2 separate regions of the Homo sapiens genome follow, and region 1 is linked to region 2. A link is an interaction called in ENCODE POLR2A ChIA-PET data of the cell type or tissue named here. Cell type or tissue: PC-9. All regions are shown on one strand.

Evidence for each region. ChIA-PET counts read pairs that join two places held together with the same protein. Peaks named below come from ENCODE experiments on the same cell type or tissue, not always from the same donor. Only the 100,000 strongest peaks of a DNase experiment are listed, where the experiment ranks them.
Region 1: POLR2A ChIA-PET joins it to region 2 with 9 read pairs; 3 of 35 experiments call an interaction of 5 or more read pairs at or near these places.

What each region holds. Positions count from the first base shown.
Region 1 is chr2:11,766,626-11,770,625 of GRCh38, reverse strand. LPIN1 (lipin 1) reads right to left here. Exons shown (of 21, transcript NM_001349206.2): 3 at 2,768-2,863. MIR548S (microRNA 548s) reads right to left here and starts at 3,182; the gene lies at 3,101-3,182. In PC-9, no CTCF peak of the experiment used is centred here; no DNase peak of the experiment used is centred here.
Region 2 is chr2:12,104,986-12,108,985 of GRCh38, reverse strand. The region is part of intron 2 of MIR3681HG (MIR3681 host gene); the gene reads right to left. It overlaps LOC105373433 (a long non-coding RNA gene), which reads left to right. Exons shown (of 4, transcript XR_922808.2): 2 at 661-892; 3 at 3,402-3,692; 4 at 3,999-4,000. Among named protein-coding and RNA genes, the nearest start is that of MIR3681, 92 kb to the left of the region's middle. In PC-9, no CTCF peak of the experiment used is centred here; a DNase peak (open chromatin) is centred at 2,475.

The DNA.
Region 1 (4,000 bases), 340 kb after region 2:
TAAACGTGTGCTGCTGATCATTCAAATAGGTTTGGAGAGCATCAGACATGCTGAAATAGAATGTCTACACCTGAGACACACAGCTGAGGCTGGAAGGGAGTGAGAGGTCATCTCACCCGGCTGCTGGACTGGAGCAACTAGAGAAGCAGCACAGATTCTCAGATCAAGAGCAGAGAAGGGCCCTTTGCTGTCCGTGGGCTGGAAGGGAATGGGCAGCCAGGCAGACCCCCACAGGCACATGCAGTACCAAGCAGTGCTGAAGGACACGGGCTCTCCAGCTTCCAGCAGCATCCCAGGGGTCCTAAGAGGCATCTGTATGGAGCTGAACATACTCTGGCCTCCAAGGCCCCACCCCACCCACAGGCACCCTGTCAGGCCAGCAAGACCAGCAAGCAGCCCCCATACAGGTCCCGCTGCACGCTGGCCCAAAATGCTTCCTCAGCTCCGATGGCCAAAAATCTATCTAAAGCCAGGTACAAATAGAAATTAAAAATGCAGGTGTCCACATGCAGTGCAAAGAGTTTCTGTCAAAGGCCATTAGGAACCAATTAGTATTTTTGGAGTCTTCCCATCTAAGAGAAGTGAAGAGCAGGTATGCAGGGATCCCCAGTATCAACAGGGTTGCTCCAGAACATGGAAGGGGAGATGCTGGGTCCTCCCCAGGCACCACCATTCTGGGCGGGCAGGATGGAGGCTGTGCCTGGGACTGTTCTGTCCCGAAGCTGCAATTATGGACACTTGCTTTAAAACCTGGAGCTATAAAGAACCGTTCCTTTTTAATCATAGCTGTCTTCCTGGAAAGGAACTAGTTCAAGTCGATTTCATTCAGGAATCCCTACATCAGACCCCTTTAAGGTGCTTCATCTGTGAACAAAAGAGTTAAGGAAGTGGTCTGTCTTAGTAGAAAACATAACCATAAATCATGACCTTGGATTTGGCAAAGGACTCTTTATGCATATGACACCAAAAGCATGCACAACAAAAGAAAAAACAGAATACATTAAAAAGGTAAACACAAACTTTAAAAAAAAAAATTAGACTTCATTAAAACTAAAAACTATTGTGCTGCAAAGAACACCATCAAGAAAGTGAAAAGAGAACCCACCCAATGGGAGAAAATATTTACAAATCATATACCCGATAAGGGACTTGTATCTAGAATATATAATGAAGGCATACAAGGCAGCAGTAAAAAAGAAAAACAACACACACATACACACACACACACAAACTAGCAAAGGATCTGAATAGACATTTCTCCAAAGATTCAGAAATGGCCAATAAGCACATAAAAAGATGTCAGATACCGCTGGTTATTAGGAAAATGCAAATCATAACCATAAAGAGATACCACTTCACACCCACTAGAATGACTAGAATCACAAAATCAGAAAAGTATTGGCAAAGATGTAGACAAATCACAACTCTTTGTGCACTGCTGGCAGGAATATAAAATGGAACAGCTGCTTTGTAACACAGTCTGGCAGTTCCTCAAATGTTAAATGTAAAGTTACCACATGGCCCAGCAATGCCATTCCTAGGTATGTAACCAAGAAAAATCAAACACACGTGTCCACACAAAAACTTGTATACAAATGTTCACAGCCATGTTGTTTACAACGGCTACAAGGTGGAAACAACCCAAGTTGGTTTTTTTTGGGTTTTTTTGGTTTCTTTTTTTTTGTTTTTTGAGACAGAGCCTCGCTCTGACACCCAGGCTGGAGTGCAGTGGCGCGATCTCGGCTCACTGCAAGCTCCGCCTCCCGGGTTCACGCCATTCTCCTGCCTCAGTCTCCGGAGTAGCTGGGACTACAGGCACCCGCCACCACGCCCAGCTAATTTTTTGTATTTTTAGTAGGGATGGGGTTTCACCGTCTTAGCCAGGATGGTCTCTATCTCCTGACCTCGTGATCCGCCCACCTCGACCTCCCAAAGTGCTGGGATTACAGGCGTGAGCCACCATGCCCAGCCCCAAGTTGTTTGTAATGATGAATAGAACAGATGAATGGACATGGTCTATAGATACAATGGAATACTATTCGGCCATAAAAAGGAATAAAATATTGATACATACTAAAACCTGGATGAACCTTGAAACATTAGTCAAAAAAAAACAGGCACAAAAGACCAGATACTGTAATTCCATTCAAAAGTTCAGAATAAGGAAATCTATAGAGATAGGAAGGTTAGTGGTAACTTAGGGCTCAGCAGTTGGAAGGTGGAGTATAGGGGAGGCGATACCTAAAGGGTATGGTGTTTCTTTTGGGGTTGATGAAAAGGTTCTAAATTTGACTGTGGTGATAGTTGCACCTATCTGTAAATATACTAAAACCACTACGTGTACACTTGAAATGGGTAAATTGTGTATATGTGATGTATATCTCAATAAAGCTTTTAAAATATTTTTTAAAGTAATTCAGCCACTCACTAAATAAAAGAACATTGGGCATTTGAGATTTGACACACCGATGTAATCTATACACCTCTGACAGTGGTCCAGGCCCATGTGTGAAGTCCATCCCTCTGTCTCCTGGGAAGCAGTCAGCAAACTGAAGCCAGCCAGGAGAGCTGAGTCTGTGTGGACTCAGCACACCCCTAGGCCGTCTGGCTCAAATCCCCCACACAGATCAACGCCCACTTTTCTCTGCCCCATCGTCCACACAGCCACGGCCGGTATTACTTTGCACAAACTTCTGCCGTGTTTCCAGATAACCATTACTCAAAGCTCAAAACTAGGAAGTAACCCTGACCACCCAGGCTTCCTTACCTGATCATTATCTGTTTCTTGAACAAAAAATGCTTCTCCATTATCTCCCAATTTCATATGCAAATCCACAGATTCCCCATTGATTTCTATGTCAACCTGAAGGGAAAACATGGTTAAGAAAAGAATGAACTGCCTTCACCAGGACAGGAGACCTCATGGGGACGGCCAAGTCTCCACAGATACGCTATCATCGCATACACCCTGAAGTGCCACACAACTCCCAGTCTCAGTCAGGCCGTCCCATCCAAGGGAACTGTCACTTGAGGACTGGAGGAGTTCTGGGTTCGGGAGGGCAGGTCCCTGACCAGGAAAGATGGAACCCAAAACAGTACGTTGGTGCAAAAATAACTGCAGTTTTGGCCATTATTATAATTATTAAAAATAATGGCAAAAACTGCAATTATTTTTGCAGCAAGCTAATAGAAAGATTCCTCCGAGACCACCTGGTCTAGCTCCTCCTTTTTTGGCTGAGGAGCTGAGGCCAGACAAGAGGAGTAACCAGCCCAGGGTCACATGGCTGGTGAGAGTTCAAGCTGCAATCAAAGCTTCCCCAGCCCCAGACATTAGAAATTACACCCTGGAAAACTCATCAACTATTGGCTGGGATCCTTCACACATACTCAAGGAAGAGTTTCCTCTTGAACTTAACTCAAAGGACCAATCAGGAGACATCATCCCAAAATCCACATTAGGTGGGGGCATGAAATGTCTATTTGCAAGGATTTGTTTCTTTCCATTTGTGTGGCAGATTGTCTTCTAAAACTAGCCACATCAATATCCTGGTCCTACCTGCTCTTCCAGAACCTTCGCCACTCCTGAAAATAAACTAGAAATAAAATTCTAAGCTCGCAACTGACTGAACGGACCCCCTCTGGGACAAGGAGATGCCAGAGAAACCTTAAGAACTGAGTTCCAGGCCATGATGGAATGGGAGATAGGACAGGCTTCCTCATACCCCACCTCAGTAACCACCATTACGCTTTCCTCCCTAAGGGCCAAACAGAAACCAGCCCTTTCAAAAGACTGTGCACTGGTATCAACAAAAGAAGCTGCTCTGCGTTTTTGTTTGTTTGTTTGTTTGTTTGTTTGTGTTTGTTTTTTGCCTGATAAGAGCCCAGGAACTGGTCCTGGCCCACCTAGGGAGAATGTGCCCTGAGGGTTTTCCCTTCCTCTGCTCCACCCTTTGATGTTAGACACCAGAAAACTCCACCCTTGGCTGGTGCTAGTGCCATC
Region 2 (4,000 bases):
AAGTATCAGTTTTCTTAACCATTGTCACTGTCTTATGGTTCTTCTGTGTTGTCTTCTGTGGCATGAGTATGTACAGGAAAAAAAGATCGGCTTATATAATGCATTTGAGATGGGAAAATTCAAGTACGTGTGATTGTGCAAGTTATACGGTTATATTTATTGAAAAGAGTACCCTTTTATCCATTTATTTCTCAATATGGTAAAATTTGACATGAATTTCAGGGATGCTTAATATTTGTCTTCAATGGAGACAGCAAAACAGAGCCCAGGGTGACTTTTCTCTTGCTTTGCCTGTCTATGTCTCATGATGGTGTCCTGAGGAGCATTTTGGTCAAATACGATTAATGTGCTGATGCATTTATTCCTGAGAATCTCAAATATATCTATTGTGAGACCATCTAGAAGAAGAGTCTCTTACGAAGAAAATGTGGTTTAAGAAAAGGAAAATGAACCCTCAACCCTTATCTGGACTAATAAGCAATTATTTGTCAGAAAAGTTAGGGTTGGGCAGAAGAATTACCCTTGAATGCTACCATGAGCTCTAACTCCCTGCAGTTCTACATCAGTGTTTTGACAGAATGCATGAAAATACTGTGTTGGAATATGACTTCCAAAGAATTGAGGAAAAGTAAAGTCCACCCATCTCTGCTCTTAATGCAGTGCTGAGTATGTGTGTGTTCCACCCTTGATGCTATGTTAGGAAGAGAACACGAGACAGGAGGCTGCTTTCTTGATGCAGAGCCAGGCTGAGAAAAGTAAATACCAGAATGTGTACGATGTCAGATGGGCAGAGGCCCAGCAGAGAATGGAGCAAAGGAAACTATAAGGGCAGCAACCTCAAGGCTGGGGAGTTCAGCATGCAAAGAAGATCGACCTGGCATTGGTGCTTAAGGTATGTTCACTAGTGCTGAGCTTGGAGCCAGGGGGAAAAGAGGCTGTGGTGGTCCCCTGAGAGTGTGTGGATTACGTGTCGGCCAGGGCCAGTGCTGGATCTCCACAAAGGGCAGGGCTAGAGAAAGTTGCAGAAGGCTTCAGAGGGAGCAGTGTCCTCATGGTTAAAGCACAACTGAAGTTAAGGTTCCCACATTCAAATCCAAGCTCGAGTTTGGGCAATTACACCACCTTACAGGCCTCAGCTTCCTCATCTGTAAGTTTATGATAAATCATAGTCCTGATTTGATGGGGATTTGTGAACAGCAAGTAAAATAATTTCTATAAAACACTTAGCACAGCCCCTATCCTAGAGTTAATGCATGACAGATATTAGCAATGATTATTATTATTTGAAGAGCTGACATCTGAGCTGGGCTGTGAAAGACGAGTATTTTGCTAGGTGGAAAAGGGTGGGGGAGGACATTCCAAGGAGCGAGATTAACATTGGAATCGATTTTCCAGGCCAAGAAGAAAAATACCTCCTTTGTGAAAAGTTCCTTTTTAGCCTGACTATTAGAAAAAGCAAGCGAAGAATTTCATATGGGAAATGGGATCTGAAACTCCACCTTTCATTCTGAAATCCAGGAGATATAAGTTTGCATTTTATTATTCCCAGTGGGTTGGTCTTTTTTTCTTAACCTCCATTTCCACTTCCCCTCAAAGTACTTTGCTAAAGCATTTTGCTCTCACACCAAGAAATGAATAAGTTGTTTTGGAGCATATAGGGATGTTGGTAAATGAAAACACAAAAGCTTTTTAAGTTGATCAGCCCCATCGGTCATTGGTTGGTCAAACATGTATTGGGTTTTTTCTCCATGCCAGGCACTATTCTCAGTTAGAGGATATAAAGGTACTTACATCATTATCGCTGCCTTTGAGGGGCTCTGACTAGTGAGGAAGAAGACGAGGTAACCAAACAATTATGATTTCAAAGGACAGAGGAAACAGCGAGGTTCCCAGCAAAGACAAGCATAGCATGGAGGGCCAAGGGAAATGTTACATGATAACTAAAATCAAAATTAACCTCTTAAAATTCCTCTCTGGAAAGAACGCTGGAGTTCAGCTGACTATATAAGACATAGGTTGTTCTCCAAGTCCCACCTGGTGAGTATGATGAAGTGTGCATGACTCGGCCCCGTATATAAGCTCTAGAAAGCTTCTTTCCCATTGATAACCACATTTGTTACAGGAACCTTTTCCTCCCACTGGTGTTTCACACTTTCAATTTCCTCCTTCTGAAAGAAAAAGTTTAATCAGGGTTGAATTAAATTAGAAATGTTAATGCTGGGATTATTACCTCTGCTTTCGGAAGAATTATCTTTAATAACGTATTTCATTCATCAGCCCTGAATGCAGTTTTGAACCTACCACCTCCTGATGTAGTGGAAGCAGGGTGGAGCTGGGTTTCCAGGGCAGATTGTGGCTTTCAGGCTTTATCAGGCATTGAAGGCTCGTGTCCCACATGGAAGGCAGCGTCCAGTCACTGCTCATTCAGTGTCAGCATGCAATGTACAGCTGCACAGCTGCGCGGGGATTCTTGGAACTCAATGAAGATGACTCACAGGGCTGGGGGTAGGAAGGACGGCCCCTTGGGGTGCTGGGGAAGCCCGAGGGAAGCAAGTTTAGTCAGACCTCCTGGGCTGCCTCCCTGGGAACAAGTCATCGGAGACAACATTTTTCTTTTCTTTCTTTTTTATTTTTTGAGATGGAGTTTTGCTCTTGTGGCCCAGGCTGGAGTGCAATGGCGCAATCTTGGCTCACTGCAACCTCGGCCTCCTGAGCTCAAGCCATTCTCCTGCCTCAGCCTCCCGAGTAGCTGGGATTACAGGCATGCGCCAACACACCTGGCTAATTTTTATATTTTTAGAAGAGATGGGGTTTTGCCATGTTGGTCAGGCTAGTCTCAAACTCCTGATCTCAAGTGATTCACCCACCTCGGCCTCCCAAAGCGCTGGGATTACAGGCATGAGCTACCGCGCCGAGCCGGAGACAACATTTTTCTATCCCAGTCTTGCTGGCTCTTCCAGGGAGGAAGCCGGGATGTAGCCGGTACAAGCCCTCGAGGCAGAACCAGGCAGACTTCCACCCTCCACCCCACCAGCTCTGACATTTTCTACGTGTACCTTGCCTAAATCTCTAAAGCTATAGGTTTCCCACTGTAAAACCGGTTAGCAAAACCTGCCCTGTAGAGTTGTAATGATAATAAATATAGAAACACTTCCGTGACTGCCAGAAAAACTAAAAGTAAAATCATAAATGCCTAGCCGAAGTCATTATGAGTTCCTTTCTCTCTCACTGATAGATTGTGAGCAGGACACACGCTCACGTGTTTGGATGCTCCGTGTCCTAACACAGCAGGGGTGTTAGCTGAACAAGTGATGAATAGTTGTGTTGCAGGAATGTCTATGTAGGAGGCTCAAGTGTCTCATCTATGGCCTGTGGTACACCATTTTTATTTTCACTCCCAGCACCAGAGAACCAGCACCTGAGAAAGGCAGAGAATAGAACTCAGCATTACCGACCTGGAGTCGGGAGCTCCAGATCTGCAACTCATTTCACCTCCTTGGGCCTCAACTCCCACTTTCTACAGGGGGAAGTTTGGGCTTGTGAAGATCTTAGATACCTTCCAGCTCTACGTGCTCTATGGAAGAAAGCCAGTATTTATTGAATGCCTACTATGCGCTCAAACCCGGGCAATGCTATGGGGCATTTGGCGACAATTCAGTGGACACGAAGCCTCTCGCCCATCCCTGATTCAGGTACCCAGTGCAGAATCACCCTTGGGGGCTCATCTGTACACTGTGGAACGGGATGCCGGGCTGGTGGGAAGGCAAGAGGTGTGGCTGGTAGCTGGAGATAGGCATGGCAGTGCCCTAAGTTGCACGGTGGTACCTCTAGGAGACTGTAGTATCTCCTCTCACACCACAAGTATCCAGGAGTCAGAGGGAATGTGATGTTAAATAACAAATAATAAACACCATGACAGACAGAGACAGTGGAAAAAAACAAAAAGCTTTATATTCCAGTGCCTTTACCAGCACATTTTTCCCTCGTTTTTGAACAAGGA